Regions from separate parts of the Homo sapiens genome. Here all the other regions are linked to region 1. A link is an interaction called in ENCODE POLR2A ChIA-PET data of the cell type or tissue named here. Cell type or tissue: HepG2. All regions are shown on one strand. Region 1 holds the start of ARHGEF28 (Rho guanine nucleotide exchange factor 28). Region 2 has its middle 21 kb from the start of ANKRA2. Region 3 overlaps ARHGEF28 (Rho guanine nucleotide exchange factor 28). Region 4 overlaps ARHGEF28 (Rho guanine nucleotide exchange factor 28). Region 5 overlaps ARHGEF28 (Rho guanine nucleotide exchange factor 28). Region 6 overlaps ARHGEF28 (Rho guanine nucleotide exchange factor 28).

Region 1 (5,000 bases):
CCGCGCCCTGCCTGAGGGCGCCTCGGAACGCGCCCCCAGCCAGCCGCCGCCCGGAGTCCGGAAGGCTCTCCCCGGCGATGCCAACGCCTGGCGGCGGCCGGGCTGAAGCCAAGGTTTAGGGGGTGGAGCCGCGGCCGCGCGCCCGGGCCCGGCTGGCTGCGCCAGCAGCGGGTGCCGCCCCCGCTCCCCCCGCTCCCCCCGCGCCTCCCCGCTGCCACTGGATCCCCGCCTGCCCACCTCCCGGCCCGGCTCGCGGCGGCCGCATCACATGGCGAGGCCCGCCCGCCGGCCGCGCCCGACACCGGCTCCAGGAGGAAACCTGAAGCTGCCCCTACCGCGCTGTCTCCGCCAGCCCCCTCCCGCTGCGGGGCTGCGGCCGTTGGCCTCCGGAGATCGGAGGCGCGGAGGCTGGCGCGGACCTGGCGGGCCACAGGAGTGCCAGTTGCGCCCCGGGCGCCCCCACGCCTTGGCGCCTCCCGAGGGAGGCGCTGGGCTGCCCGCTCGCGAAAGGAGTTGTGCCAGGCCCGAGGGAGGCTCAGGCTGTTCCCAGCCAAAAGCCACCACACCCGTGACATAATACGGCCCGGGTCTATTACAATAGGAAATATTATTTTTAAAAACAGCATTTGCCCTCTTATTTGAAGCTCATGTTCCCTGGCCGAGAGCTTTGCAAGCTGCGATTCCCTTCACGTTTATGCACGCAAGTGGCTGCAAGTCTTAATTCAAAAACGTATGAAAACCATAACCACTTTTACAATGAACAGCAATGTGAAGGGACTTCCTTATCCTCCAAAGCAGTTTTCCTCTTAGATGTGATGACAGCCCCAAGAGCAGAAGCCAAGCCTCTTCATCAGCCAGGCTCTCATATACAGACTTAAGACCATTATTGCAGCTTTAAAGGTAAAATTGCCCATCTGAGACTGCTGTGGCAGTAAGTGTTATAGTTAAGACTATTTGTAAGGAAATTAGTATTGAAATATAAAGTTTCTAATAAAATTTATAAAATCACCTTGAGTCTCTGCTTTGTTTTTCCTTTGAAGACTGGCTACGCACAGAACCATAACAAAGGTGTGGCCCGAGGAAGCTGGCCACCAAGATCCCAAGCCAGAATGGAGCCCAGCTCCCAGGCTGCCACCACCACTTCTCCTGGGCCTGGGCCTTTTCTGTCTCCCTTCCAGCCGCCACCTTCCCCAGCCCACCTTGCTGATACGAATGCTGAGAAAGGCTGAGATTAGCAAGAGAAAGACCATCGTGTGTCTGAATGCCTTAGCCCTGTTCCAAGGCAAAGGCTGCAATTCCGCCTTGGGAAAGGGACCCCAACACTGGCATTGCACTCCTGACCTGGGCTGTCATCCCAGCTGATTCCACCCTCAGCCCCACAGAGCTGTGAACTCAAGGCCTGGCCTCAGGCGCTGCCACAAAAAAAAAAAAAGAAAAAAAAAATATATATATATATCCTGCCCAGTGTCAAGGTACACAAGATAAAAATAAAAGCAATAATATTCTTTTCAAAAATAGAAAAAATTTTGAGCAGGGCGTGGTGGCTCACACCTGTAATCCCAGCACTTTGGGAGGCTGAGGCGGGTGGATCACCTGAGGTCAGGAGCTCGAGACCAGCCTGGACAACATGGTGAAACCCCGTCTCCACAAAAACACACAATTTAGCTGGGTGTGTTGGTGCGTGCCTGTAATCCCAGCTACTCGAGAGGCTGAGGCAGGAGAATCACTTGAACTGAAGATTAACTGAATCAACATGCCAGACAAAAATGGTTTCCAAACTCTGGTGAATAAACATGGTGATGTGTTAGAAGCCTTTGTTGTTATTGTCCTTTTTCATATCACTAGTACTGAAGCCCTCTTTTTCTTTTTTTTTTTTTTTTAATTCTGGCAGGTATGTATCTTTTTTTAAAAAACAAAAAAATGTGGAAAGAGGAACAAATATTATAAGAAGTTACCCCCAAGCCCCTTCCCCACTAAAAAGAAACCAGCAAAACTAGTAATTGTGAAACTCTCACCACCCAAGGACATACAATGCTAGCTGCAGTTTTCTTGCCTGCTCTCAAGCCCTGAGCTTGATCAATATTTAAATACGTACTTGGCTTTCAACTTCTCTAGGTTCAAATATTAAGCAAAGTGTTTGCTTCAGCAACCTTAAAAGAAGCCGTGACTATCTGAGGCAGGAAGCTATCAGTTGTGTAAATAACCCTTTGCACCTGATTGATTTCACTGCTCCAGATATAGGTCACTCAGGACATTGCTGGCACTAAGCTTGGCTGGGACAGCATTTGTTTTGAATTCAAAGACTATATATTCTCTACAGACAAGGGACATTCAGCCAGCAAGAAACCAGGCTGGCCATTCAGTTAGGGAAATTCTAACTGCCTAGTGAGTATTATGCCAATGTCCTAGCTCAGCTCTGTCTTTTCTAGAGATTCAATCCCCATTCATCCTTACATACTTCACTCCAGATAGACCTCCTCCATAAATCCTTACATTGTCCTGGTTTCTGCTACCCTCTGAATTTTGGCAAAGCATAATGGCCTTACTACACAGTGTAGCACCTGATTATATTAACTGTCACATGTTGGACAACTGTAGGCTCTTATCCTCCCTTCAACTTGAAATTCAAGGACAAAACCTGTTCCTTACCCCTGTAATCTTCACAGTCCCAACACAGGGCATTTCTGGAGTATTTAGTATTTGTTTTTTAATTGAACTATCACATCCATTATGCAAGAAGAAAAATGTCACCATTTTCAAACTTTAATGAATTATAACCACTGCTAATTATATTATCTATTTAATTATTTCCTGGCCTTCATTATATTTCCTTTGTCAATAATTCTCAAAAATTGGATAATTGTAAATCTGATGTTTAGCCACGTGAGTTAGGGAATTACTAGTGTTTCTTAAGTGAAAGCAAGATACTAGAAAATGGTAGATTTAATAGGAGGTGAACAAACTCTGGAATACAAATAGGATGATCTTGGGAAGATACAACCTTTCTAAGCCTCCATTTCCTCATCTGTATAATGGGCATAAGAACAGCATATACTATCATTGTGAGGATTACGTGACTGAAAGTGATTACAGGACACATAATAAGGATGTGGAAAATAGTGGCAGTTAATCTTTTAGTGTATGGTTGTATTAGGAGAACACTTCAGAGCTTTGAGATAATTAATAGGGCATGGCAGACCCCAAGACAAGAAACTATTTCTGGATTATAAACTTGGTTGTCCAGCCTAGGAAGGTCGGAGAACACAGAGAAAAGAGGCCAACATTATTAAAACCAGGGGACAGATCTCATGGGGAAATCCACACAGTAGTTCTCATTCTGGCTACACATTAGCATCACCTGGGAAGCTTTAAAACAATCTTGATTCCCAGAACGCCCACCTGATCAATCATTCGGAATCTCCAGAAAATTGGGCCCATGTTATTGGTCGTTTTTTGAAAGCTCTCCAGGTGATTCCAATGTTCAACCAAAGTTGGGAACCACTGGACTAAAGGAACTGAATGTATTGACACTGGAGGAGGGTGAGGATCGCACTCAATTATATGTGGTTAAGGGGAATCAGCTCTTCCATTTCCAATGTTAAACCATCAGGTTTAAATTGCAGGTGAGCAGGGCTTCCGTGTAATCTGCATATGAGTCACTTGGGGATCTTGTTAAAATGCAAATTCTGACTTAGTAGCAGATGGAGTCTGATATTCTTCATTTCTGATAAGTTTGAGTTGGGGCTGAGGCTACTGGTCTGTGGACCATACTCTGAGGAGCGAAATAATAGATTTAGAGAGAAATATTCAGATTTGTTACAGGAGAAGTCTTAACATCTCTGAATATTTTTAATCAACTGATATTTATTGAGCACCAACTATGCAAAAAATTAATATTTTGCAATCTTTGAAGAAAATAATAGGTTGTTTTTAGCCAGTTTTCAGTATGAGGTCTTCCCTAAAGGGGCAACTTACCTGTCAGGTATAGCAAGCTCAGTGCCTAGGGTCTATAATACTTATAGGGGCCAAAAAATATTTTAATTTCTTTTAAAATCAGAAGAGAAAAATGAACTTTTAGGTCAAAGAAAATGTTTTAGCATATAATATTAATATATTTGTATCTATAACAATGCAATAGTGAAATATAATTTTTCTTTTTATCTACATTTTTATTTTTCTGGAGGAAGGTGCGTATGAAGGCAAAAGTGCCCAGATCCTACAAAAGTCATAATGCAGCTATGTTCTTGAAGTCCATATTAGTCTCAGGTATTTTTAGGAAAGCACATGGAACTCATTGTGGCTGATATTTTCATGTTGGTATTTACATGAGCAAAAGGAAGATATTGGGGAAATTATAAATACGCCTTTTGAGTGGAGCCAGCCCAATAATTATGAAGAGTTCAACACTTTCCACGTGTGCAATTTGGAAACACTGGGGATGCTCCATTGACAAAACATTGTTTCTTTTCAGCTGATTCCTTAGGGTCTAAAATTCTATCACTAGAGATTTACTCCACCTCCAGAGCCAGTCTCTAGAGATTCACATTATTGAGACCCTTCCTTTGCATATTGACCTTTTTTTTTTTTTTTTGAGACAGGGTCTCACTCTGTCACTCAGGCTGGAATAAAGTGGTGCAGCTGCACCTCACTGCAGCCTCAATTCCCAGGCCCAAATAATCCTCCCACCTCAGCCTCCCAAGTAGCTGGGACCACAGGCATGTGCCACATACCTGGCTATTTATTTATTTTTGTTGAGACGGGGTCTCCCTATATTGCCCAGGTTGGTCTCAAACTCCTGGCGTCCAGCAATCCTCAGTCCTCCCGCTTCTGCCTCCAACTCCCAAAGTGCTGGGATTACAGGTGTGAGCACTGCGCCAGGCCTGACCTTCTTTTAGGTGCAATTTTTTACCCGCTAGAGCCAGGACCATACCTCAAGAACTTCTCAGGGGATTCACTCTGAAAAGAGGAAAATATAATAAAGAGATTCCATTTTATAGGAA
Region 2 (5,000 bases), 79 kb after region 1:
AAGAATGAAGGGCAAGACAGACTCTGGCTATTATAAAGTTCTTAAATTAATTAATTGTTTTTACTCTTTAGTATTTTCTGTGACCAGTTCTCATATTTACATACCTACTGAGAGCTTTAAAAGTTATCACCTTACTCGTTTGTAGTAGATACTACCAATAAGATTCAAACTAGTAGCAGTAACTTTCTACATTGTTTATTGTCTAGAAACTTTTACCGTATGTGTATGTTGGTTTTATAATAAAAATAACACTAAAGATATGAAAAAGAACCATAGCATGATTGAAATGTTTCTAGGCGTGCATTTAAACAGGAAATACAACCATTTAAGAAAAGAGGTGCATTTTGCAAAGAGAATTGTGTGACTATTCTTTGATTAAAGTAAACTTCGAAGGTTTATTCTGTCTTTCGTATACATTTTCCTCTTCAGATAGTAAAGCCCTTCCTGTTGGAGTAAGAGCCTTGTGATACCAATTGCGTGCACAGGAATGCGATCCACATGCATTATGCCATGTCGCTACCTGGAAGCAAGAAGCTATTGCTGGGGATTTTATGCTCTATGGAATTGAAATTCAAATCAGATCCATAATTATTACACTGGAAATAGACTGTTGCACACTCATTGCCTACTGGGTTCTCCTCTCTGTAGAGTTCAGGCCACTGTGTGATACGTTTGCCCCACATTTTATTTTTTATTCATAATTTCAGTGAAATTGTTCTCAATTTGACAGGTTCCAAATGTCAGCTGTTTTCCAAAGTGACAAATTAACTCATGTTACTTTATTTAAAAATTTTAAAGCGGCGGATCACGAGGTCAGGAGATGGAGATCATCCTGGCTAACATGGTGAAACCCTGTCTCTACTAAAAATACAAAAAATTAGCCAGGCGTGGTGGCGGGCGCCTGTAATCCCAGCTACTCTGAAGGCTGAGGCCAGAGAATGGCGTGAACCCGGGAGGCGGAGCTTGCAGTGAGCCGAGATCGCGCCACTGCACTCCAGCTTGGGTGACAGAGCAAGACTCTGTCTCCAAAAAAAAAAAAAAAAATTTAAAGCACGTTAAATTTTTAGGTGTTTGTTATTTCCCCTTTTCACATCCATGAGGATGGGTTGTAGTTGGATATATTACATCTCCCACAATCAATTTATGGAAAGCATTATAAATACCTTCTTGGTGCTCAGTTGACCTATTCACCATCTCTTCTGCAAAAGGTTAATGTTGGAAACAGGCAATTTCCCCTAAAAGTCATCCAATCCTTCAGCAAATGTTTATGGAGCGTGTACTCTGTGCTAGAGACTGGGCTGGGCCCTGGGGACACTGGAGACCAACACAGCATTGTTCCCTGCCCTGCTCAGAATGATCTCCCCTCAACCCATACATCCTGGGGACAAGTTAAAAATGTCATGCATTAACCAAGGTATGTTTGCATTTGTAATATGCCTATTACAGGTTTCTTCTATGCTAATTGTTCTGCTGTATCAACATCAATTGATTCAACAGAAGCCTCTCTCTCCTGAGAATGAGAGGACTGAAGACCTTACAGTGGTGGAAGAAAGTTCCACTCCAAGGGGAATTGGTTCTCTGCCTAGGATGTTCAGTGGAATCATCTGGAGAGGTCTGAAAATACTGAAGCCAGGCCTTATCTCCAGATGGTCTGATTTGATTAGCCTGGGCTGCCACATGGGGACTTACAATCCCTTCTCAGTTGATTCTAATGTACATCAAGGCTGGGAACCCCTGCTCTAGCGGCAATCATCTCCTGGCAGGTGGACAAGCCACATTCTCACACTTGCCTCTTGCATCGCCATCCTGTCTATGAAAGAACTTAGTCATTTATCCTTTGTCTCTGGCCTGTTGGCGCTTGCTATGATGCTTTTGTAAAGATGAACATGTTCCCCTTTAAGCCTACATGACAAAACAAGAAATTCTGAAACAGTAATTTTACCGTGAGTTACTAATTCACCTTTTTTACTCAATGAATTGCTTGTTGTGGTTGAGCATCCTTTATGAATCTGTGTGTGAAAGAGAGCCCACTTCAGATGTCACGTGACTGTTTGCTTCCCTTGTTTATCTTCTGGATAAAAAAAGAGTCCTGAACATCCAGTACAGCAGTCTGTACCAACAAACGCTTAAGAGCTTGTCTCGTGATTCCTTTGTTCTAGGATTTCCTTGAACATTGGACACCAGTGTTGACTGAAGCACCGCCCTTCCAGAACTCATGCCAGCTCACAGAGTCTATCCACAAGGCCAGGTTACCCCTCCTCCATGATGCATGTCTGTTATGAAATCTCTCTCCTCTTACTTTCATGTCCTGGTGTTGCCCCTCTGCCAAGGAGACTGTCAGCAACAACGAGGTCAATTGCTTGCACCCCTCTCTCAGTGAGCCCCTGCCTTGAAGGTCTCTCAGCTATTTCAGGAACAGGTTGTAGGTATTTAAGGAAGAGCCTGCCCACCCAATTGAGACAGAGATTGGCCTTGCTGCCCTCTAAAAAGAATAAGCCATTCTCCTTGTGCCATTCTAGATTCTTCTTTGAAAGATAATGTTGCCATACCTACAATGATGAGATGCTATAGGGTCCTCCCAAGGACAGCATTGTATACTTGGTCAGCTTTGACACAGCATCCTATTTGGGGAGAAGTCCAATGCATCAATCCGTGTCTTATGTGAAATGTCCATCTGGGCGTGGTTGCATTCCCCAGTCTTCTTTTCTGCAATAAACAATGAGATTCCAGGGAGGAGATGGGATGCAGTTCAGCTCTCTTTGGTGGGTCCAGTCTTAGGTTGATAAGGGTATATCAGAGGAGAGCCTTTTGCAGCATCTGCTGACCTTCAAGAGTCTTAAATTTAAAATATCAGCATGTCAGAGTGCCTCAGAAATTCCCTGGGCTCCTTCACTATAGTTTACTGTTTCATATAATATTGTAATGAGCTCTTATGTACATGTTTGTGCACTTGTGGGAATTTATCTGTGAGATAAATTTCTAGTAGTGGAATTGCCTGATCACAGGATATATTTACCTAAAATCTTGGTAGATATTGCCAATTGCCTTCCAATTTATTACCCCCAACCCCCAGCTCCTGCCAGTACTGAGTACGTGTTTGCCCTTTGTTCACCAACCTGTATGGTTTCTCACTTTTTGATCTTCATCATTCCAATTATTAACAATGGTAGCCTATTTCCATTTTAATGTACAATTCTTTAATCACAAACAAGATAGAACAGTTTTCACATATTTATTAGCCATTTTTTAAGTGTTTTTGTTCTTTGCTTTCTATTAGGTTATTATTATTTTTCTTAATTTTAAAAATTCTTTGTATACCATGAAAATTATATACTAAGAAATACTTTTTTATGCTAAGGTATATTTTAATACTTACATACTGAGATACTAAGGACTATTTAGTTGCAAGTGTTTTTTTCAGTCCATCAATGAGAGATTATTCAATTACAAGAGATAGAACTCAACTCATTTAAACAACAAATGAGCCTAGTGTGGTGGCTCACTCCTGTAATCTCAGCACTTTGGGAGGCAAGGCAAGAAGATCACTTGAGTCCAGCAGTTCAAGACCAGCCTGGGCAACATAGTGAGACCTCTGCATCCACAAAAAAATGTTTTTTTTGTTTGTGCTTTGTTTTTGTTTTTTGAGACGGAGTTTCACTCTTGTTGCCCAGGCTGGAGTGCAATGGCATGATCTTGGCTCAGGCTCACTGCAACCTCTGCCTCCCAGGTTCAAGCGATTCTCCTGGCTCAGCCTCCCCAGTAGTTGGGATTACAGGCACCTGCCACCATGGCCGGCTAATTTTGTATTTTCAGTAGAGACAGGGTTTCACCATATTGGTCAGGCTGGTCTCGAACTCCTCACCTCAGAAGATCCACCTGCCTTGGCCTCCCAAAGTGCTGGGATTACAGGCATGAGCCACTGCACCAGGCCTAAAAATGGTTTTAAATTAGTCAGGCATGGTGGCATGTGCCTGTAGTCCCAGCTACTTGGTAGGCTGAGGTGGGAGGATTGTTTGAGCCCAGGAAGCTGAGGCTGCAGTGAGCTGTATTCCTGCCACTGCCAGGCGGGCAACAGAGCAAGACCTTGTGTCAAAAATAAATAAATAATAAAGGACATTTATTGGCTCACAAAATTAAAAAGTGATTACAATGTTAGGTGAGACCTGATCTAGCAACTGAAAGATCTCATTTCTTTATTTCCCTGTCTTCTGCTTTCCACATGGTTGGCTTCATCCATCAGCTCCAGCAACTGCAAGACCTCACTCTCACTCTATGCTTTCCAGAGAGGGAGAGAGAGAGATTCTCTCTTCTGGGGGCTCCTGCCAAAGTCCTGGGATTTTTTCTTTCTTTATCTCTGTCTCTGCCTCTCTGTCTCTGTTTCTCTCTCTCTCTCTCTCTCTCTCACACACACACACACACACACACACACACACACACACACACTGACATGATCATATGCCCATCCCTGATCTAATCAGTTTGCTCAAGGGGGGACATGCTAATTCGTTTAAGTCAATTAGAATCCGCCCCCTACCCAAAGTATATAAATGAGAATAGGGAATTAAAAATTCCCCCAAGAAAGATGAGCTTCTGTGAATAACTTCAGGATCAGGGGGTTATGAACATCCGTTTTATAAGAGGAGACCAGTACAGCCTCAGAGTCCCTTATGAGTTTACCAAGTCATAGATTTCCTTAAGGCCTGCCTGAGCTTTTGGACTCAATTCCAGCAAATGGAATTCTGTGGCTTGAAAAGGCAAGTCCTCGTAACTGCACACAATAGAGAAAAGAGCTACTGATGCCAGCAGGAAAGATGAAATGCTAGCCCTAATTTTTAAAATTTTCATTAAATTTGGAGGCTAAAATATTTACAAAAATGCGATCCTGTTTTATATTTAGTAACCATAACAGTTTCCTTGTGAGGTTGTCTGTAAAAAGTCCTTTTCCAAGATTATCTGGCTTTCAAAGTTTGATATAATTTCTGCAAAATAAGATTCTAATC
Region 3 (5,000 bases), 70 kb before region 1:
AAAGGTCCTGGCCAGGAAGAAGCATGGCATTCACGAAGAACTGAGAGCAGAAGGGTATGGCTGGAGCTTATGGCGTAAAGGGTTTCTGCAGTCCTACATATGTGACCCCAAATCATCTTTAATTATCAACACTTTTGTCAATGGGACCCTCCCCCTAATGACCACAGCCATTGCCTGGAATGCTCCTATAAAGGGTCAGAGAGCAAGCTTGCCTCCCCTCAATGATTCTCCAGAAACTCAATCCACAAACGTTTAGTGAAAGCCTACAGTGCGTTGGGCACTGCACTAGGTATTGCAATGTAATGAAGGGTAACAATCTGCGTTCAGGAGAGGATGCACGGCCAAATGCATAGCTATCCAAGGTCATAACCAACATACCATATTGCATCCCATTCCTACCTTAGTGGCATTCCTGGATATGGAACGAAAACAGCTTGGGTGATGTCCTAGAAATAAGAGAATGAGGAAAGTCCACTAGGGTAGAGAGGACTTGTCTGATTAGAACAGATAAATGATATGGCTGCGAGTTGCGAGATGAATGTAGGGAAATAATACTTGAAAGACATGATAAAGTCTTCACCAGTTCTGAGAAAATGGCAACTCTGAAGAGGCCAGGGGCAATAATCCAAAGGTGAATTAGAACAATGGCTGAGGAGAGAGAGAGGACAGCCATGGCCATCAGCAGGTCTTGATGACTGATCAAGACAGAGGACAAAGGTTGGAGGAATTACAAAAACTCAACTTAAAGCAGGACACCTGGGAGAGTGGTGGGATGGTAACAGAAATCAGGAAGTTGGAAAGAGGAGTTGCTTAGAGGAAAACTTGGAAAACTTTTAAAAAATATAACAGTCTGAACTTAAAGTCAAATCCTGGCTAACTGAGTGATAATAGCAAACAGGCCAGCTGGAAATGGAAGACGAGGCCTGGGCAGAGGTCAAGACGAGAGGGCCCACATGTGGGAGTCTTTCAGGAGGAGTGGTGGTCTAAATAACAAGAATAGATGAGCTCGCGAGAAAAAGAGGGGAAAGCAGAGGGCCCTGGGGAACACCCACACAACAGAGGAGAGGAAAGCACAATAGACAAAGAGATAACTTGAAAAAGAACCAGCAGAGTTCACGAACATTGAAAGTACACTTTTTAAACATAAATCAAATCATGCAACTCCCCCACCAACCTATGGGCATGACCTGGCCCCTCCCACCTCTCTGACCTGTCTCCTCTCCTCTCCCCTCCCTCACAATGCAAGGGCCATGCTGGCCTTTTGTTGTCCCTCAAATACAAAAAGTTCATTTCCACTCCAGGGCCTTCGTGCTTTCTGATCCCTCTACTAGACTGCTCTCCAGGAGATCCCAGAGAGACTAATGACACACACACACAATTCTCTGCCATGTCATAGCCTTGTATTGTCCTAACCCATACTACCATCTGAAATTCTTATTTGTTTATTCGTTTACCTACTTACTTTCTGTCTCCTACTCCCAAGTGCATTCTGCGAGAGCAGGGACGTGAGACCTTGTTTCTCACTCTCTGCTCTTACAGTGCATGGCACTAAATGGGGACTTGAGAAAATAAACACCTTAGATTAAGCAAGAGCAAACTTAGTGACCTTCATAAGATCCGTTTTGATAAAAGTAACAGCATCAAGATATGGAGAGGAAAAGAAGGCAAGAGCTAGAGACACTTATTTAAAACATGCACACCCTCCTCAGGTGTAAGCAGGAGGAACTGCTGAGAAGGTAGTATAGCTAAATCACATCTTCTATAAGGGCTGCCTTTCTGGAATATGGAAATAAAACATTTTACCTGGATCACGTTATTTCTTTTACTGAGGCTTCTCCCAGAGAAAACTCTAACCCATTTCCATCATGCCTAAAATCCTTACTTAGATGGTAAAACATTTTAAAAACTCAAACAGAACAAAAATATCGGCTACTTCAAGTTCTTTATTAAAAATACAGGCTGCACACCACCCAAATTGTGGGAGCTGTCACTGAAATACAGGAAGTGAGGCAGCATCAGACTTTAAGCACACTTGGCACTTACTTACCCACGGACCTGAAACTCACACCCACTAAGAAATTTCTTCAAAGCTGGGTGCTAGGCTGACTCTTCCTGTGGTCTTCTGTAGTTGTATATTCACCTTTGGGCCTTTCCCCAGAAGCTTATCATCTCAGTTGTGACAGTAGGAGGGGGCACCATAAAGTGGCATTGTATTGAGAGAAGAGGGAACTGTTTCTTTCAAAATGTGAAATGGGATGAAGCTAATGGAGGATTTGTAAAATGTTTGTAAGTCAAAGGTTTTGCTAAAGTCTGAGAAGCTTTTCCTCTCTGCTCCTGCCAGAACTACCAAGCAATCTCCTGCAGCAGCTAAGGAGCTTCAGACTTCCCAGGAACTGACATCTCGTGGCTGCTGGCCAGGCTGGGTAAAACAGTTACCATGGTCCTCTCTTTGCTCTATGGCTAGAACTGCTGCTTTGGAATTTGTTTGCCCCCTCAGAAGGAAAACAGGAGACAAGGCAAAGAGATAAAAGCAAGGCCATTCAGAGAGGATAGGAAAAGGTCAAGTTAAGTTAGTAGAAAACAAAAGCCAGCAAAGAAAACCAACTTCAGGGAGCACAGATTAACTGACAATGGCAGAAACACCCCAGCAGGTGGCAATCCTCTGAGATGCACATGCTGCTGTGTTTTAAATAAAGACACAAGTAAAGTTAATATAATTCGCTAAAAACAAATTTGCACAAAGTAAACACGTGATCTAGAAGTTGCATTCAGGCAAAAGCCCTGCCCGATTCCATTGGCTAAGCTAGACTTAGCTGTACTAACCTGTTTTGAAAGACACCCTTACCTACCACCCTCTGACACCTGAGCTAATGAAAATTTCTATTATTTTGAGCTGGGAAGAACTGAATGGAGCAAATGACCATCAATTAATAGGTCTGGCTTCTTGTGAGCAAATGAGCTTCAGAAGGTCAGGGCTTGCCTAGACATAGTTACCAGCAGCATCCTCTAGTGAGATAAAAGAAAAGAGAGACCCTTTAATTTAAGGTCCATGAAGGAGCCCCATTCATGTCAGAAAGCTCAAAGGCAGTTGCAGGACAGGAAAGGATAAAATGGTGCCTTTGAGTACTTGGTCAATGAGGAAATGGAGATGTGGCAGAGCAGTGGGGAAGGTCGTTACCAGTGAAGGTCGGAAAACCCCAGGCTTATTGTGGGATCTGCCACTAACAAATTTTCTGAGTCAAAAAAAATTATTCTTATGACTTCTAATAGAGCATTTTAAAATCCAGAGTGTCAAACCAGCTGAGTTAACTTAGTCAAGCCAGTCAATCTCCCTCTTGGAGACTAATCTCCTCATCAGCAAAGTGAGGGTGCCCAGGCAAAGGTCCCCAAGATGCCCTCATAGACTAATATTTCGAGTTGATGGGCATGAGGCCAGTCATAGGTAGCCCACTGGGGGATGGAGGGCCACCAAGAGAGAAGGGCAGTGTCTGGAGGACAGGATTTCCTTCCACAGGACCCAAAAGCCACAGGGAATCTGCAGGGATCCGGAAGAAGGCCCCTGCTGGGTGACCCCAGAACAAAGCCACCAAGTCACTTACTACCTCAATAAGAAGCTGCTTCCCTGAGCTGGGGAAGAGTCCATCCAGACAACTTGGGCCCTGTCCTCCGGCCCTCCCTGCAGAAGGCTGGGACCAAGGGGAGCATGCTCCACCAAGTATTCATGGAAGCTATACCAACATCCAGAAATTAGAAAAGGCTGAATAGGATAGAGTTTCCCCCACTACCTCTAGACATCAGATTATACCTTCAACACCCACAATGAGCCCAGCAGCAACCAACATTCTTGGGACCAAACACAGCAGGAGACAGTGACTCAGAATAAAAGAATAATATAAACATAAAATGCTAAGGGAATAGCGAAGTATCTTAGATCCAGCTGGAAACAAGCTACTGAAGCAAAAAACTCCCACTGCCCAAATGGTTATACAATTTGCAGCCTCCAGAGAAAAAAGTGATTACACTCTTCTCAGTCAGTGGCTATGATTAACATGTCTGCACAGCACCTCAGAAGGGTGGAAGGGAGCAAGAGCCCACACACACAGTCTCACACATGCACCCTCTGCAGATGTTAAAAAAAATCTCCACGGATTAGTCAAATTCTGACTAATAGATGCTCATATTAGTCAGAATTTGAGAAATGGGAGAAATAAAGGACACTTCTAACCCTTCACCAACTTAATCAACATACAAAATTTAACATCCCTCCTTTCTTTGCACAATGAAAATGAGAACATAATCCCCAGCTACATAATTATCAGTTATTAAAGCTAAAGAAATAGACATTAAATATTTCTGAAAGTTGCTGAATAAAATGTCAACTATTAGATCTCATTTGCAAAGCAATCCACTAAAATTTAAAATATGTATGCCCTTCATCCAGCAATTCTACTCCTAGGAATCTATCCCATAGAGATGAAAGTATCAACATATAAGGACATATGGACAGGATGTCTGGTGAATAATTGTTCATGATTGCCAAGAACTGAAACAAAGTGAATGGCCATCAATAGGGAATGAGCTTGACCCATACCTATTCATTAATTAGAGTGAGTTTGAGCTATGTCTGATGGCTTATAGGAGTTTATACAAAGTATCACTGAGTTGGAAAAGATACAGAAGTCCACATAATATGATCCTTCTACTAAAGCTTGTATATGTATATATGAATACAGAAGAACATGAAAATGTTTGCACTAAGTCCATGGTTCTCAATCTTTAGCACACAGCAGAATCGCTTGAAAGTTTTATTAAAACACAGATTGCTGGGCCCCATCCACAGAGTGTCTGATTCAGTAGGTCCAGCATGAGGTCTGAGAATTTGCATTTCTGGCAAGTTCCTAGGGATGCTGATGCTGCTAAGAACCCCTGCAGGAGATGACTCTAAGGGTTAGCTCAGAGTACAGGAACGGGAATTATAAAATGGGGGTGAGGGGAAATGG
Region 4 (5,000 bases), 150 kb before region 1:
CTTTCACTAGACATGCAGTGCAGTCATCTAGGGAAGCAGGTTCTAGGAAAGGACCATCCTTTGGAAACAGACACTTGTTGATATGCAAAGAGTTCCTTGAGGAGATCCTGCTGCTCAGGCAGGGAGGCTTTTAGAGGCTGAGACTGTAGAGGGACTTCCGTTTCCACCCTTTGTCCTCAGAGCCGCTCCTCCCCTGATAAGAAGCCGCAAGAGAAATGGCTTCATATGGGTCATTCTCAAACTTCACAGCAGTGCTTCTACCCATCTACTAAATCCCTGAGATTATGTCAATATTGCCAAAGCCACCCCGTTGCTCTGCTCAGGAGGCTCGACCTGTAAGGCCCCTGCACAGAGGGCCCTTGGTCGGTCCGTGTGCATCAGCTCCACTGTGGTGTTTGCCGCTCTCTGTTGTCATCTTCCAGGCGGAGGGGTCCTTGAGGTATTTTATTCCTAATACCTAGCACAGTATCTGGCAAATGAAAGCCATTTAGCATTTGAGGAGTTGAATGACAATTGGCTGTTAAAATCTCTACGGTTTGTGTGTATTTAAATTACTTAGTTTGAATAGTCTGTACACTGAATTGTTCACTGTAAAATGGACACTGAGAACAAAATGACCTACTTCTCCACAGTTTCCTGTCCATATTAACGCTATCTTACTATTCCATTATCTTCATTAGCACAATTTTACTATTCCAGGAGCCACTTGCCCAGGCAAATGAATGATTGCTCATTATAGGAACCTTCCACAAGACTAACCAACTGTTCAGTAGAAACCAATAAAAGGCAGTTTGAACCCTAAAAGCAATCTTAACTACATTATGATCCTTCCCGAGTCCTGATCAAGCTCCTTTCCTGTCCAACATGCCCCACCCACCACCATCCCCAACATTAAAAACCCTTATAAGGCCAGGCGTGGTGGCTAATGCCTTAATCCCAGCACTTTGGGAGGCCAACGCGGGAGGATCACTTGAGCCCAGGAGCTCAAGACCAGCCTGGTGAATGTGGTAAAACCCACTGTCCACAAAAAATACAAAAATTAAACAGGCATGGTGGCACTCGCCTGTGGTCCCAGCTAATCAGCAGGCTGAGGTGGGAGGATCGCTTGAGCCCAGGAGGCAGAGGTTGCAGTGAGTGGAGATTGCACCACTGCATGCCAACCTGGGCCACAAAGTGAGGCCCTGTCTCAAAAAAAAGACCCTCATTAAGCCAAACTTCAAGTTCTCAATAAATTCTCACCTCACCTCACAGCTCCCCCTTCAAGACACCTCTAAGGCCCTGTGGAGGTGGTGTTCTCCCATACCATAGTAGGCAATAAACTCAGCTTTGTCCTACCTGCAGGCTGTGGTAATGATGATACTTGGGAAGCCAGGTTTCTACAAAGCTCTAATTTGAAACAATTAGAAGGAAACACTCCACCATAAATGAATGCAAATAAAAGGCTTAGTTTACATTTTTAATTATTTATATATCTATATCTATAGAGATATAGATAGCTAGATCAATGAATGTAAGGCATTATACTTAAAATATGTAAATGAACTCATCACAGTGAAATGCCACCAACTTACCAGTATATTTACTCTATCAATCATCTGTGTGACATGGAACACTTCCCCTCAGTAAAATAACATTCAAAATACCAAAATATCTAAAAACAGACAAGGCAATACACTCCTGCCAGACATTTGTTTAATATACTTGATATCTTCAGCTTTATGAAAATTAAAAAACTATGTTAGCTATTAGAGAACTTATCTTTGACTATTTTATCCTTTAACTTTTGACCATTATACTCCTTTGAATAAAAAGTGAGGTTTTTGTTTTTAGATTCCCAGCAGGGTATCTAAAATGTTGGATAATATTTGTATTTTTCTTCCTTTTTAAATAATAACCAGGAATAGACTTGTTAAGATCAGGTAACAAATATACATATGCACACATATGTGCATGTGTACTCCCCAACACAGGAAAACCTGTCAGCATGAGATATTAACCAGGCATACTAAGATGGAATTTCTCTCCTTTTTTTTTTTTGAGATGGAGTCTCACTCTGTTGCCCAGGCTGGAGTGCGGTGGTGCAATCTTGGCTCACTGCAACCTCTGCCTCCCAGTTTCAAGTGATTCTCCTGCCTCAGCCTCCTGAGTAGCTAGGATTACAGGTGCGCGCCATCACCCCCAGCTAATTTTTGTATTTTTAGTAGACACAGGTTTTCACCATGTTGGCCATGCCAGTCTGGTCTTGAACTCCTGACCTCAGGTGATCCACTCGCCTTGGCCTCCCAAAGTGCTGGGATTACAGGCATGAGCCACCGCACCCAGCCCGGATGGAATTTCTAAGACATATCTCCTAATCTGAATATAGTGAGAAATATTCCATAGTTGTATGGATTGTAATTTTCTTTCCCCTCCCAAAAAAATGATCAAAAGGGAACATCTAAACCTTTTGTGTTCCCTTTTCAAATTATACCATTGGTAAAGGAAAGCATGGTATCAATTTAAGTAACACTTTCTGCCATGTCTGGTGCAATGCCCTAAATACCATTGAACCTGGAGTGTATTTCACTGTATTCAACCTGACCAACAGTGTGAGTGTGGGCAGATCTGTTTCCTCTACCACGAGAGCTCTCCAAGCTTGTTCTGCTAATCCAGCTCCCTCTTCTCTCCTTCTGGCTCCATCCTCACATCTTGTTCAATGAGAGAGAACAGTAAACATGCAGGCCTGAATGGCTCACTGTTGCCTCTCTTTCTGAGAATCTACCCACTTCCCGGGGAGGAGGTAAGGCAGGGGAAGAGAGAATCTTCTGATGTTTAAAGAAAACAAATAAAAACTGACCAAAATGTTGTAAGAGAGAGCTTTCTCATTCAGTATGAAAGTTCAGAGTGCAGAGCGAGGCAAACAGCTTGAAATAGGAAGCATCATGACATATATAAATAATTCTGCCTGTTATAGAGTTTCAGATTTCTTAACGGCAGCCAGCAAAACAAACTGTGGAAAGAGGTTATACAATTTGGCAGAGGTGGGAGTGTTTAAAATAATTTCTTAAACTAAATAAATGTCTCTTCCTGTTTGGTTGGTGCCAGGAGTTATTTGAACTAATGTAACCAATGCAGAATTACTAATAATTGCTGTAATGGCAAACATTAAAAGGTACGACCTATAACATCATGAGAGCATGAAAACCAAGACACAAAAAGGAACTGAACAGGCTGTGCCATTCAATAAGCCATTCCTTACTGCATAACAGGAGTCCAACTGCCCCAGATAGGAAGGGAGTGTGGAGTTTGTGCTTCTCACTCTGCCGGGCATCAGTTTCTTTGCCCATGAAATGAGTCTGTCACAATAAAGATCCAAGGTTCCTAAGAGTATTCAATCCTGTCCTAACTCTATGGTTACTATCTGCAAAAACAGCACAGGTCAAAGCTTCCAGGCATCTGAAGCACAAGGGCAAGGAAGGTCAGACAGTTTAAGTGTTACTAAAGGAAAGTGGTTTTGTTACTGGTCAATTTAGAACCATTACCATATCCACACAAGATCTGGCCATACCTTTCAATTAGCCAAAGGCTTAGCTTGGAAGATTAAAGAATAAATTAACCTCTCAAATGTAGGCTAATCGATCATAACCAAATGTGCCACTCTGTGGGGCGTATTGATAATAGGGGAGGCTGTGCATGTGTAGGGGCAGGGAATATATGGGAAATATCTGTATCTTCCACTCAATTTTGCCATGAACCTAAACCTGTTCTTAAAATGTCTATTAAAAAATAATAAAATAGGTTAAATAATTAACCAAGGTCTCCAGAACTCACAATCACTGCTAGAGGAAATGTAAACTGTTACAACCCCTTTGGAAAACACAGCAACATTATCTAATAAAGTCAGAGAAACTAACGCAAATCCAGTCCACAACAATTCCATTCCTACCTATAAACCCTAGCAAGAAACCATGCAAAAAATATAAATGGTCAAAATTCAAAGTAATCTTAATGTTCATCAATGGAATAAATTGCAGTGCAATCATACAACAATATTCTAACAATCAAAATGAATTACAGATTAACACAGAAGGAAGTAATGAATATAATGTCAAAAGGGAAAAATCAAGTCACAAAATACACAGGATATGTTTCAATTAATATGAAGTTCAAGAAGAGTAAAAGTTAAAATTATTACTTAGGCATATATACATACGTTGTAACACTGTAAAGAAAAGCAAGGAAATGGCTACTATAAAAGTCAGCACAATACCTGTTAGGAAAAAGAGAAGAATGTGACTAGGAAAGGAGGAGGGGTATTTGCACTCCTGAGGTCCATTGGTATGAGTGTATCTCTCTGTTTTTCTGTCTCTGTCTCCCTCTGCCTCTCTCTCTCACACACACACATATATATATACACATACAGACACAGGGTAAAATATTTTTTCTGATATTTGTGTGTGTATTAGTCCATTTTCATGCTGCTGATAAAGACATACCTGAGACTGGGCAATTTACAAAAGAAAGAGGTTTAATGGACTTACAGTTCCATATGGCTAGGGAGGCCTCACAATCATGGTGGAAGGCAAAAGGCACTTCTTACATGGCAGCGGCAAGAGGGAGCTTGTGCAGGGAAACTCCCATCTTGAAAACTATCAGATCTCGTGAGCCTCATTCACTATCATGAGAACAGTGCAGGAAAGACCCATCCCCATAATTCAATCACCTCTTACCAGGTTCCTCCCATGATACATGGGAATTGTGGGAGTTATAATTCAAGATGAGATTTGGGTGAGGACACAGCCAAATCATATCATTCTTCCCCTGGCCCCTCCCAAATTACATTTTAAACCCAATCATGCCTTCCCAATGGTCCCTCAAAGTCTTAACTCATTTCAGCATTAACTCAAAAGTCCACAGTCAAAAGTCTCATCTGAGACAAGGCAAGCCCCTTCTGCCTATGAGCCTGTAAAATCAAAAGCAAGCTAGTTACTTCCTAGATACAATGGGGTTACAGGCATTGG
Region 5 (5,000 bases), 55 kb before region 1:
TTTGCTTAACTTGATGATAAAATTAGAAGATCCTTATGTATTTTTGTACATAATCCCAGTACTTTGGGATTTCCACTTAATAGCCAAAAAAAAAAAAAAAAATGCATTACTATAGGAAATGTGGAAGCTAAAAAAAAATAGCTGAAAGAATACAGAGAAATAAAGCAGCAAACTAAAATGCATTCCTTGGCCAGGCTTGGTGGTTCATGTCTGTAATCCCAGCACTTTGAGAGGTCGAGGCAGGTGGATCGCTTGAGCCCAGGAGTTTGAGACCAGCCTGGGCAACATGGCAAAACTCCATCTCTAAAGAAAAAAAAAGATAAAAGGAATTTCTTTATGAGTAAAACTATTGAAGACTGTTGAATATTTTAAGAAACAAGTCTATTAGAGCAAATTTAATTGTGCAAGAAGTTTGCTGTACACTTAGAAAAAAGTACAGATGTTTTTCACAACTCAACTTGTGGTATTTGCTAGATTTTATCTGATAAAATATACTCAAAATTTTTTTTTAATTTTTATTTTTTACTTCAATAGGTTTTTGGAGAAACAGGTGGTGTCTCGTTACATAGATAAGTTCTTTAGTGGTGATTTCTGAGATTTGGGTACACCTATCACCCGAGCAGTGTACACTGTACCCAATGTGTCGTCTTTTATCCCTCACTCCCCTCCCATCCAAAACCCATCATTTTAAGTGAGAATATGGAGACATATTCTGAAGAGTGAATCCCTTTTTTTTTTTTTTTTTTTTTTTTTTTTGAGATGGAGTCTTACTCTCTTGCCCAGGCTGGAATACAGTGGCTCAATCTCAGCTCACTGCAAGCTCTGCCTCCCAGGTTCAAGAAATTCTCCTACCTCAGCCTCCTGAGTAGCTGGGACTACAGATGCCCACCACCACGCCCAGCTAATTTTTGTATTATTAGTACAGATGGGGTTTCACCATGTTGACCAGGCTGGTCTTGAACTCCTGACCTCAGGTGATCCACACACTTCAGCCTCCCAAAGGGCTGGGATTACAGGTGTGAGCCATGGTGCCCAGCTGTGAATTATTTTTTTAATAAAAAATAGTGTTCTATCGAAAACTGTTCAAGTACAACCACTGGTAAGGCAGCTGCTCTTATAAGAAGTTTTAAAAACACCACACACAAGACTCATTCACTTTGTCATTCATGAGCAAGGTTCTGCAACAAAGAACTTGAAGCCAAAAGCACAAAATATTCTATGGGACATTAATCAATCAACATGGTTAATTTTGTGGAAATAAGAACTCCAATGTGGTCAAATCTTTGCAATTTATGTAATGAGATGCGAAGTAACCATAAAAATCTATACTACATTGAGACGTGCTGGTTATATTGTGGCAAAGTACTTTAAAAAGTTGTCAAACTTAAACATGTACTACATAATTTTCTCTTACAAAAATAGAAGTGCTATAAACCTACTGGTTTTTCAATTAGCCTGTTCCTTCAAGAAAAAAGTAATACTTTCTTTTTCTTTTTTTGACCTGCCATTTCAGAAAAAAAAGTGATATTTTAATAAGTGAAAGAGAAAATGTATTTCAAAAGAAACAGATTACAGATATAGATAGTACATGCCATAGTAAGAACTTTTTTTTTTTTTTTTTTTTGAGACAGAGTCTCGCTCTGTGGCCCAGGCTGGAGTGCAGTGGCGTGATCTCAGCTCACTGCAAACTTTGCCTCCTGGATTCAAATGATTCTCCTGCCTCAGCCTCCCAAATGGCTGGGATTACAGGTGTGTGTCACCACACCCAGCTAATTTTTGTATTTTTAGTAGAGTCAGGATTTTGCCATGTTGGCCAGGCTGGTCTCGAACTCCTGACCTCAGGTGATCTGCCTGCCTTGGCCTCCCAAAGTGCCGGGATTACAGGCATGAGCCACCATGCCCAGCCAGTAACAACATTTTGAAAGAGTATCTGTCCATGTTTCCATTGCTTTTGTTGCAAAAAAATCATTTAAAGTTTGCTACCTACAAAAGCTCTCACATGGCATTCTGTAAATTTTTGGAGAAAGAGATTTCTAACTTTTTTTATTTAATCTTCCAAAGAGAACATGTCATGGAGTTTGAGATCAGCCTGGGCAACATAGCAAGACCCTATCTCTACAAAAATAATTTTGAAATTAACCGGGCACGGTGGTGCATGCCTGTAGTCCTAGCTACTCAGGAGGCTGAGGCAGGAGGATCTCCCAAACCCAGGAGTTGTAGGCTACAGTGAGGTATGATCGTGCCACTGCACCACTGCCCTTCAGTCTGAGCAACAGAGCCAGACCCTGTCCCTAGTCAAAATATATATACATTGTTACAGTAATATGATTTATAAATGACTATAAATAAATACATTAAATAGGGTACATGCTAACTCCCCCCCTTTTTTTTTTAACTTGATAAGGGTACATTTTGAAGATCTGCACCTAAAAAGTGAGCCTTTTTCCCTAGTTGTCAAGCTATAAGTATTTTTCACAGTATTTTTCCTTCAGGCTTTGTAGAATTAGGCATAGCCTGTGGCGTGTGGCAAGCTCACGGGAGCCCATGTAGTTATGTATTTACACAGTGAGAAGGCAGGCTACAGTGGACTACAGTCCAAAGTCCAGAATCACACAGCTTCACGAAGGACCCAGATGCCAACGCTTTGCACTTTTCAGTCAAGAAGAAACCAGCTGTATCAAAGGCCTCCCTCAAATTTGGATTATACTATGATCTCAGCAAAAGGTGAAATGTCAAGGGCTAGACAATGTTATTTACATTTCACTTTATAGCCAATAACTTGTATTTCATTATTCATTACTCTACCATTTGCCATTTTTCAGTACAGAAATTTAAAAACCATTTGAACAGCAATTAATTTTGTTTTTCAGAGCAACCACTTTTCACTCCTTGAAAAAAAATAAAGTCACCACAGTACTCACCCTCAGTCCTAATCCTTCTAAAAGCCCTATAGAATTTCATAGACTAATTGTAGAAAAAAATATGCTGGAGCAAATATATACTCAATAAAACCAGGAAACTTCAAACTGAAATATATTTTAAAATTTTATATTCTCATTTGGATTTTCCCCAAGTTAATTCCTCTTTCACAGTAGAGCACTGAGTTCCATGCTCACTTGCAGAGCCACATGGCTAAACCATGCTGTGCCTCCTTTCACACCAAGTTTGATAATAAAACAAATTTGTATTTGCTAGGCAAGTTACAACTGCTTAAGTCCTTGATGTGCTGTCACTTTTCACTATATAAATGCCACCCTCTATATTTCATTCTATCTGTGAAAGTTTGAGTTCTTCATCTGCAATTACCAAGTTTTTCATAGTCAAGTACTTAAAAAAATTGTACCACATTTTCCAGAAATGTTTCTTGGGACATAAAAAAACCAAAGTATTTCCAAACATTTGCTGGCAGACACCAGGGGATGACTTGGGGCCTTAGTACACAGCCAGAATTTTTAAGTTTGTTCCCCAAATGGGGGAAGCTCTTATAAAAAGAACATCAAGATACAGTATTATAGACTTACGGGGAATACATAATATCCAAATATCTTTTATTGTTTGTTAACTCTAAAAAAAAGTATTAGACTATTTTAAACAGGCTAAAAATGTTTTTAATAAAAGAGGAAAGTAAATATAACATTTACATGGAAAAATATCAATTCTTGACTTTATGAAATTCTGAATTTTTCACATTTTTCATCTAAATAAAATATTCTAAGGCAGAATGACTATAAAACCTATCACTTTAATTTTGTCTTTGAATATGTCGATAAACATTGGTTTGTGTGCCTTTTACAAAACTAATTAACAGGTAATACTCAGGCACCTTGCTCAATATTCCGCAATTATCATCTCAGATGATCCTCATAGCAGCCTTGAAAGGAATATATGGGAAGTCCTTGTTACTTAACGATTCCTTTCCAAGTCCCTGCCATTACAAGGTTATATGAAGAAGCCAATGCTATCTACAGATAAAAATACTCAAAAAATGAACTGAACGCTTATATTAGAAAATAAAGCTTACGCAAGCAACTGCCTCCCCGATCATTCTCTATTCCCCTCCACTCCACTCAATGCTGGCATCTATTCTCTAATCATTCCATATTTAGAGAGAACAGATTTTGTGTATACTGTTTGTTTGCATTGGTCTTGGTGTTGTTACTGAATGGTGTAAATAAAAGACAAATCAACTTACAATACATTTAGAACATTTTTTAAAGCATGGCATTTTTAATAAAGAATAGTATCATGAGAACTGCTGAAATTATATATGAAGCTATCGTTCGATGAGAATTTTACTTGATAAGCTTGCCACACACCATAGGCCATGCCTAATTCTACAAAGCCTGAAGGAAAACTACTGGGAAAAATACTTAGAGCTTGCCAACTAGGGAAAAAGACTCACTTTTTAGAGGCAGATCTTCAAAATGTACCCTTATCAAGTTAAATGAACCCTTGTCAAGTTAAATGAGAATGTGGCAGAGACCCATTAACAACTTAAAAAGAAAATCATGATAAGACAAAGGTCTCAAAGATAACAGTGTCCATATTAAAGAAATAAGAGCACCTTCCCCCTCCTTGAGAAAATGGAAGAAGTTTTTGGGTATTTCTAATAAAAATGACCCTCACAATCATGCTTTGAAAATCAAATGTGAGGCCTGGCATGTTGGTTCATGCCTGTAATCCCAGTACTTTGGGAGTCTGAGGCGGGTGGATCACCTGAGGTCAGGAGTTCGAGACCAGTCTGGCCAACATGGCGAAGCCCCATCTCTACTAAAATAATACAAAAAATTAGCTGGGTGTGGTGGCAGGTGCCTGTAATCCCAGCTACTTGGGAGGCTGAGGCAGGAGAATTGCTTGAACCCAGGAGGCAGAGGTTGCAGTGAGCCAAGATCACACCATTGCACTCCAACCTGGGCAACAAGAGCAAAACTCTGCCTAAAAAAAAAAAAAACATTAGCTGGGTGTGGTGGTGGGGGCCTGTAATCCCAGCTACTCAGGAG
Region 6 (5,000 bases), 110 kb before region 1:
GAGCTAGGAGAAAACAGCTTCATTGATAAATAACTGTTTACATAATAAAGAAAAACTGTATCATTTTAAATGCCATTTCTAACAATTTACCATACTTCTGACACTGTAGATTATATTAATATTATGCTGTCTACTCTGGGCCTCTTGAAATCACCCAAAACCCCAGCACATGTAATGAATACAAAAAGCTTTCCAGAGACACATGACTTTAAAATTTACCTAGCAGAAAGGAAAGCAATTCTCATTCCATGACCACCCTATCCCTTCAAAAACAACTAAAAGAGAAGTTTGCTGGCCACACAGTAATTATGGGTCTTCCCTGGAAGTACATTATGACACAGTAACTTGTCAAATATCCTGATGACTGTGCCACAGTATCCCAATTCTTTCCTTAAAACCAAATGGCCACTATGTATTACATAAGACCCCTTCTCTTTGAACAAATTTTTTAATAGCCAAGCAAAGGCATGCTTCCAAAACTTATGATGATTTGAGTTTTTCAAGGTATATGTCTAACTGAAGAAATCCTTAAGTTACAGCAACCCCTTAAGTTATCTCATTCCTGACAAGATAGACACAGATCCGCATTTTGTTTTTTTAACTGGTTATACCCTCCTTCCAAACTATACAACTCCAAACCTTTTGACCACATAATGAAAGCACACATAACTACCAAGTCAATAAAAACATCTTCCCAACAATCACAGAAACTAACGCATTCCCATTGAAGTCCCACATGCTAAATTAGGTTGAGCACAGTTACTAAAAATGGATTATTCTTGTCACAGAGAACATCAAGAATTTTCTACTTTTCTGCATAAGAGATTAGAGGGTTTTTTTTTTTTAGCTTAAAGGCAGAGAAGAAGAAAAAATTAAAGAATTTCATCTGATCATTGCAAAAAAAAAATCTAGCTCAGTACATACTGTCCCAAAGACATCTAAGATGTTAGTTTTCAACTGTTTAATTAAAGACTCAACACAGAGCAAGTAAAAAACCAAAAGATTCTAAACAGCTACTTAATTTTTAGGATAAACTAGAGAATAAATTTTTCATTTTCAAATCTAAAATTTTAAACCATTAAAAATATCAACCTTCAAAACAGTTCCAACCTGTGCAACATGGCAAAACCTTGTCTCTACAAAAATATACAAAAATTAGCCAGGCATGGTGGCACACACCTGTAGTCCCAACTACTCGGGGGCCTGAGGTAGGAGGATCACCTGAGCCCAGGAAGGCTGAGGCTGCAGCGAGCTGTGATCGTGCTACTGCACTCAAGCCTGGGCAACAGATGAAACCCTGACAAAAAAAAAAAAAAAAAAAATCCTCCTTATGGTGGACAGTTTGAACCTATATTGATTATAGGTTGCATACATGATCAAGTCAGCAGTCTACTGAAATATATTTTCCTTTATTTTGCCTTAAAGGTGCCTACCGATGCAAGGCAACACTGGAATCCAACAAGATAAGTAGGACATCCCTACCTATCTAACCACCTACATGGCCATCACCAGTCATTCTCCTAGCCTTGCGAGCACCTCTTAACAGGGGAAGAAGCATTTTTACCCCCAACTACTTCTCTGCGGGTCACAGATATATACAACATATCTGACTGGGACAGTTTACTATTTAAAAAACTCTACATTTGAGGATAAGTTGAGTAGATTTCATTAAATTCATTTTATAAATTTATAAACAGAACTATAAGCTATAAACTTAACCACAAACTATAAGTAATATGCATGTTAATGCTTTACATTTAAACTTGAACCTTAGAAAAACTGTTTTTAGATCAGAATTAGATGGCGATATATTCACTGAATAACTCTGGAAACCACTATTTGGCAATACGTTTAAATCTCACAACACTGCAAGCTAGGTTTTGTTATTCCCACCTTATAAATGGGAAAGTGAGATAGTACAAATTGGAAGGTCACAGCTGGGACTCGAATTCAGGCCTATCTACTATCTACTCCTTGCTCTTATTTCAAGATTAAAACAATAGTTAGTGTGTAACTGGTTCATAGGTATTTAAAGGCGCCAAAAAGACAAACTCCCAACTTGTGAAGTTCTACTCTCTAACACTAACAAAAATAGTCTATACAATTTGAGTAAAATTAGCTACTTACTACCCACCTTATCGAGGAAAGATATGTATCTGCCTCCATAATATCAAAAGAAGCTGCCCGCCTGAAATGTGATCGGTGACTAAATAAACTTGAGAAATCTAACACATTCTGTGTATTTAAATAAAGGGTGATGTTGTGATGAAGAATACAAACAAAAGTATGGCCATCTAAATGACTTTTAGAAACAGAAAATCTAAAGAATGAGAATTGTTCAATATTTATTTAGCATTGTCCTTGGGGCAAGATCCAGCCAGCAAACATGAATGTTTCACTCTGTTTCACAGGAGATAGAGTAAATACTGCAGCTCCCCCTAAGGCAGCATTCCTTTAGCCCAGAGGATATGTTCTTAAAAATAAAATCAGCACTATACATGGTCATCCTCATGATTAGAGCAACACATATCATCACCTAGCCAACCTGTCAATCTCAGTTCTAACAGCTTTCAGTTGATCAGTTTAATCCCACAACAGTCCTTTGAGGTAGGTGTCTATTATAATCCTCATTTGACAAATGAGGAAACTGAGGCAGGGAGCACTTAAATAACTTGCCTAAGATCACACAGCTTGTCAGGAGGCTGAGCCAGGCAGTCTCTTAAACTCTCACAGCCAAGTCCTCACAGCGATGCAGCTACACACACTGGCAATCCTTACAGGTTCTTGAAATCCCTTGAAGCCAAGAATTGCCTCTAGCTATCCACAACTGTGGGTCAGTCCCTTCAGACTGCAGTGATATTTATGAGGCCTCTTATCATATCCAGGGCTTTCTGCCATTTTCTGCTTTTCTTTGTTATTTATTTTCTTGATTGTCCCTTGAACTGCTATAAAGCTCACATTTTAATGCCAGCACCGTAGTCTTCCTTTGTTTCTTGGGGCAAGTTCACACACCTATGGTCAACTATCCTGCACCAAAACTGCTCCTTTGGAACACAAGATATATGTTGGAAAGAGCAGCCACAGAAAGCAACATGATTTGCAGAACCTACTCAACCTGGAGTCGTTTGGCAGCACTCTCAATGGCTGATCTCATCAGGGTTCTCCAATGAGAAACGTTTTCTCTTTGGCCAGAACATTCAGTACCGTGTATTTAGTACAGGGTGCCACAACATCTCTCTGTGGCTGACAACATTCTTTAGCTTTCTGGACGAGAAGGAAAAACATTAACCTTTCGACTTGTCTTAACTATAGGTGATAAGTTAAAAGAGGGCTTTGTTATATTACTTGCTGTACTATTCTCTATGATTCCAATATTTCATAATTTAAACCCTTTTTACAAAGCAATTTCCAACACTTGATTTAGATAGCACATCTGACTTGAAAGAAAACTTGTTTTCAGACTTGCAAGGCTAAGAATTTGAGTGAAGGTCTGTAGGGGCACAACAAAGGGAAGCCACCAGTTGTGACCCATTTAATCAGCCACTAGCCTGACCATTTCTTTACTACATTGGGATGAAACAAAGAAATTATCATTTTAAAAATAAGAAGGCTTTCCACAAGACAAGCAATGCTCTACTTTGTTCTACATGTTTACTTATGGCTTCAATGACAGCATAGATATCATTATCAAATTTACCAATGGTAGAAGCAAAGTTGGAAGGGTCAGTCAGGATGAATCAAGTCTCAGAAAGACCTCAACAGGACCAACACTAACAAGACGAACTTCACCAACTAACAATGAAAATGCTGTACTTAAGTTAAAGAAAACTCAGCAGCACAACACAGGATGCAAGAGGACCAGATAAATAGCATTGACGTGGAAAGGACCTAGAGATTTCAGACAGCAGTAAGCTCAGGATGGGGCAGCAGTTTGATACAGTCACCCAAAATGAACTCAGACTACCTGAGACTGAAGGACAGTAGGCAGAACAGGGAAGGTGATGACCCCATGGTCCTCTGCATTGGCCATGGCCTGCTGAGGGATTCTGTTCAATTAGAGGCACTGCATTTTAACTGGATGTTGAGGGCCACACTATGAGAAGAAAGGCTTTTGAAATCAGGGATTTATTCTGGCAAAGAGGACACTTAACGAGAGGATATGACAGCTGTTCTCAAAGTCTTAAAGGATGATATCCAAGAAAAAACAGAGTTACTACACAATGTCTCAGGGGGACAGAACCAAGAGCAAGTGGAGAGAATTACCAGAGGCAGATTTTAGGCCACAGTTAAAAATTATTTTATAGCAAGTAGAACTGTCCAAATATGGACTCTCTTCCTTATCCAGGAAAGTGGGTTCTTGTCACCATTAGAAGAGCTTAAGGAGAGTAGATGACCATCTATTCCTGTCATTAGAGGGAATTGCTACACATAAGATTCCATGATAAAAATCATTCAAACTTACAGTGGATATGTATATTCAGAGAATCACAAAAGCACAAAGTGAAAGTGGTCACAAAAGATTATTTCACTCACCCCCTCAGGTCTAAGCAAGGAGACAAACTCCCCAAGAAGATCACTTTTAAAATGTTTCTTTATATGTTTCTAAGAAGAAACTTGCCCATCTTCTTAGTATTCCCACAGTTCTGGCTTTTCAGAAAGTTCTTCCTGATGCCTAATCTGAATTTCACCGGCTCCAATTATACCAATTCACATGGATACCAAAATGGACTTTGTAATGATCATGACAGGAAGAAAACTGACATGAGGACAGGTAATGAAGAAAAATATTTGCAGAGGAAAAATATTAAGCAAAGAATTTTAAAAGCTTCCAATCTCTAAATGCCAATGTCATTCAGAACAGTTATAAAAACCATTAGAAATCTGGTTTACATACTTTCTTTTCTGAGTACAAACACTGACCTCCTTGTATAAAAGCTCTGCTTTTATTTTCAGACCCAGCTTTCTATCTCTGCAGAAAGAACAAGACAAAAACTTAATGT

Evidence for each region. ChIA-PET counts read pairs that join two places held together with the same protein. Peaks named below come from ENCODE experiments on the same cell type or tissue, not always from the same donor. Only the 100,000 strongest peaks of a DNase experiment are listed, where the experiment ranks them.
Region 2: POLR2A ChIA-PET joins it to region 1 with 20 read pairs; 4 of 35 experiments call an interaction of 5 or more read pairs at or near these places.
Region 3: POLR2A ChIA-PET joins it to region 1 with 16 read pairs; 10 of 35 experiments call an interaction of 5 or more read pairs at or near these places.
Region 4: POLR2A ChIA-PET joins it to region 1 with 11 read pairs; 5 of 35 experiments call an interaction of 5 or more read pairs at or near these places.
Region 5: POLR2A ChIA-PET joins it to region 1 with 30 read pairs; 9 of 35 experiments call an interaction of 5 or more read pairs at or near these places.
Region 6: POLR2A ChIA-PET joins it to region 1 with 19 read pairs; 5 of 35 experiments call an interaction of 5 or more read pairs at or near these places.

What each region holds. Positions count from the first base shown.
Region 1 is chr5:73,621,275-73,626,274 of GRCh38, reverse strand. ARHGEF28 (Rho guanine nucleotide exchange factor 28) reads right to left here and starts at 79. Exons shown (of 36, transcript NM_001177693.2): 1 at 1-79. RefSeq lists a silencer at 281-370. In HepG2, no CTCF peak of the experiment used is centred here; DNase peaks (open chromatin) are centred at 174, 1,744 and 2,174; H3K4me3 peaks cover 1,936 bases.
Region 2 is chr5:73,541,891-73,546,890 of GRCh38, reverse strand. No RefSeq gene overlaps it. Among named protein-coding and RNA genes, the nearest start is that of ANKRA2, 21 kb to the left of the region's middle. In HepG2, no CTCF peak of the experiment used is centred here; DNase peaks (open chromatin) are centred at 1,320 and 2,150; H3K4me3 peaks cover 1,321 bases.
Region 3 is chr5:73,691,380-73,696,379 of GRCh38, reverse strand. The region is part of intron 2 of ARHGEF28 (Rho guanine nucleotide exchange factor 28); the gene reads right to left. Among named protein-coding and RNA genes, the nearest start is that of ARHGEF28, 68 kb to the right of the region's middle. RefSeq lists an enhancer at 2,274-2,898. In HepG2, a CTCF peak has its summit at 2,640 (motif pointing right); a DNase peak (open chromatin) is centred at 2,559.
Region 4 is chr5:73,768,585-73,773,584 of GRCh38, reverse strand. All of the region lies in intron 4 of ARHGEF28 (Rho guanine nucleotide exchange factor 28), which reads right to left. Among named protein-coding and RNA genes, the nearest start is that of ARHGEF28, 140 kb to the right of the region's middle. In HepG2, no CTCF peak of the experiment used is centred here; a DNase peak (open chromatin) is centred at 2,814.
Region 5 is chr5:73,676,191-73,681,190 of GRCh38, reverse strand. The region is part of intron 1 of ARHGEF28 (Rho guanine nucleotide exchange factor 28); the gene reads right to left. Among named protein-coding and RNA genes, the nearest start is that of ARHGEF28, 52 kb to the right of the region's middle. In HepG2, no CTCF peak of the experiment used is centred here; a DNase peak (open chromatin) is centred at 2,590; H3K4me3 peaks cover 363 bases.
Region 6 is chr5:73,726,857-73,731,856 of GRCh38, reverse strand. All of the region lies in intron 2 of ARHGEF28 (Rho guanine nucleotide exchange factor 28), which reads right to left. Among named protein-coding and RNA genes, the nearest start is that of ARHGEF28, 100 kb to the right of the region's middle. In HepG2, a CTCF peak has its summit at 2,440; a DNase peak (open chromatin) is centred at 2,386.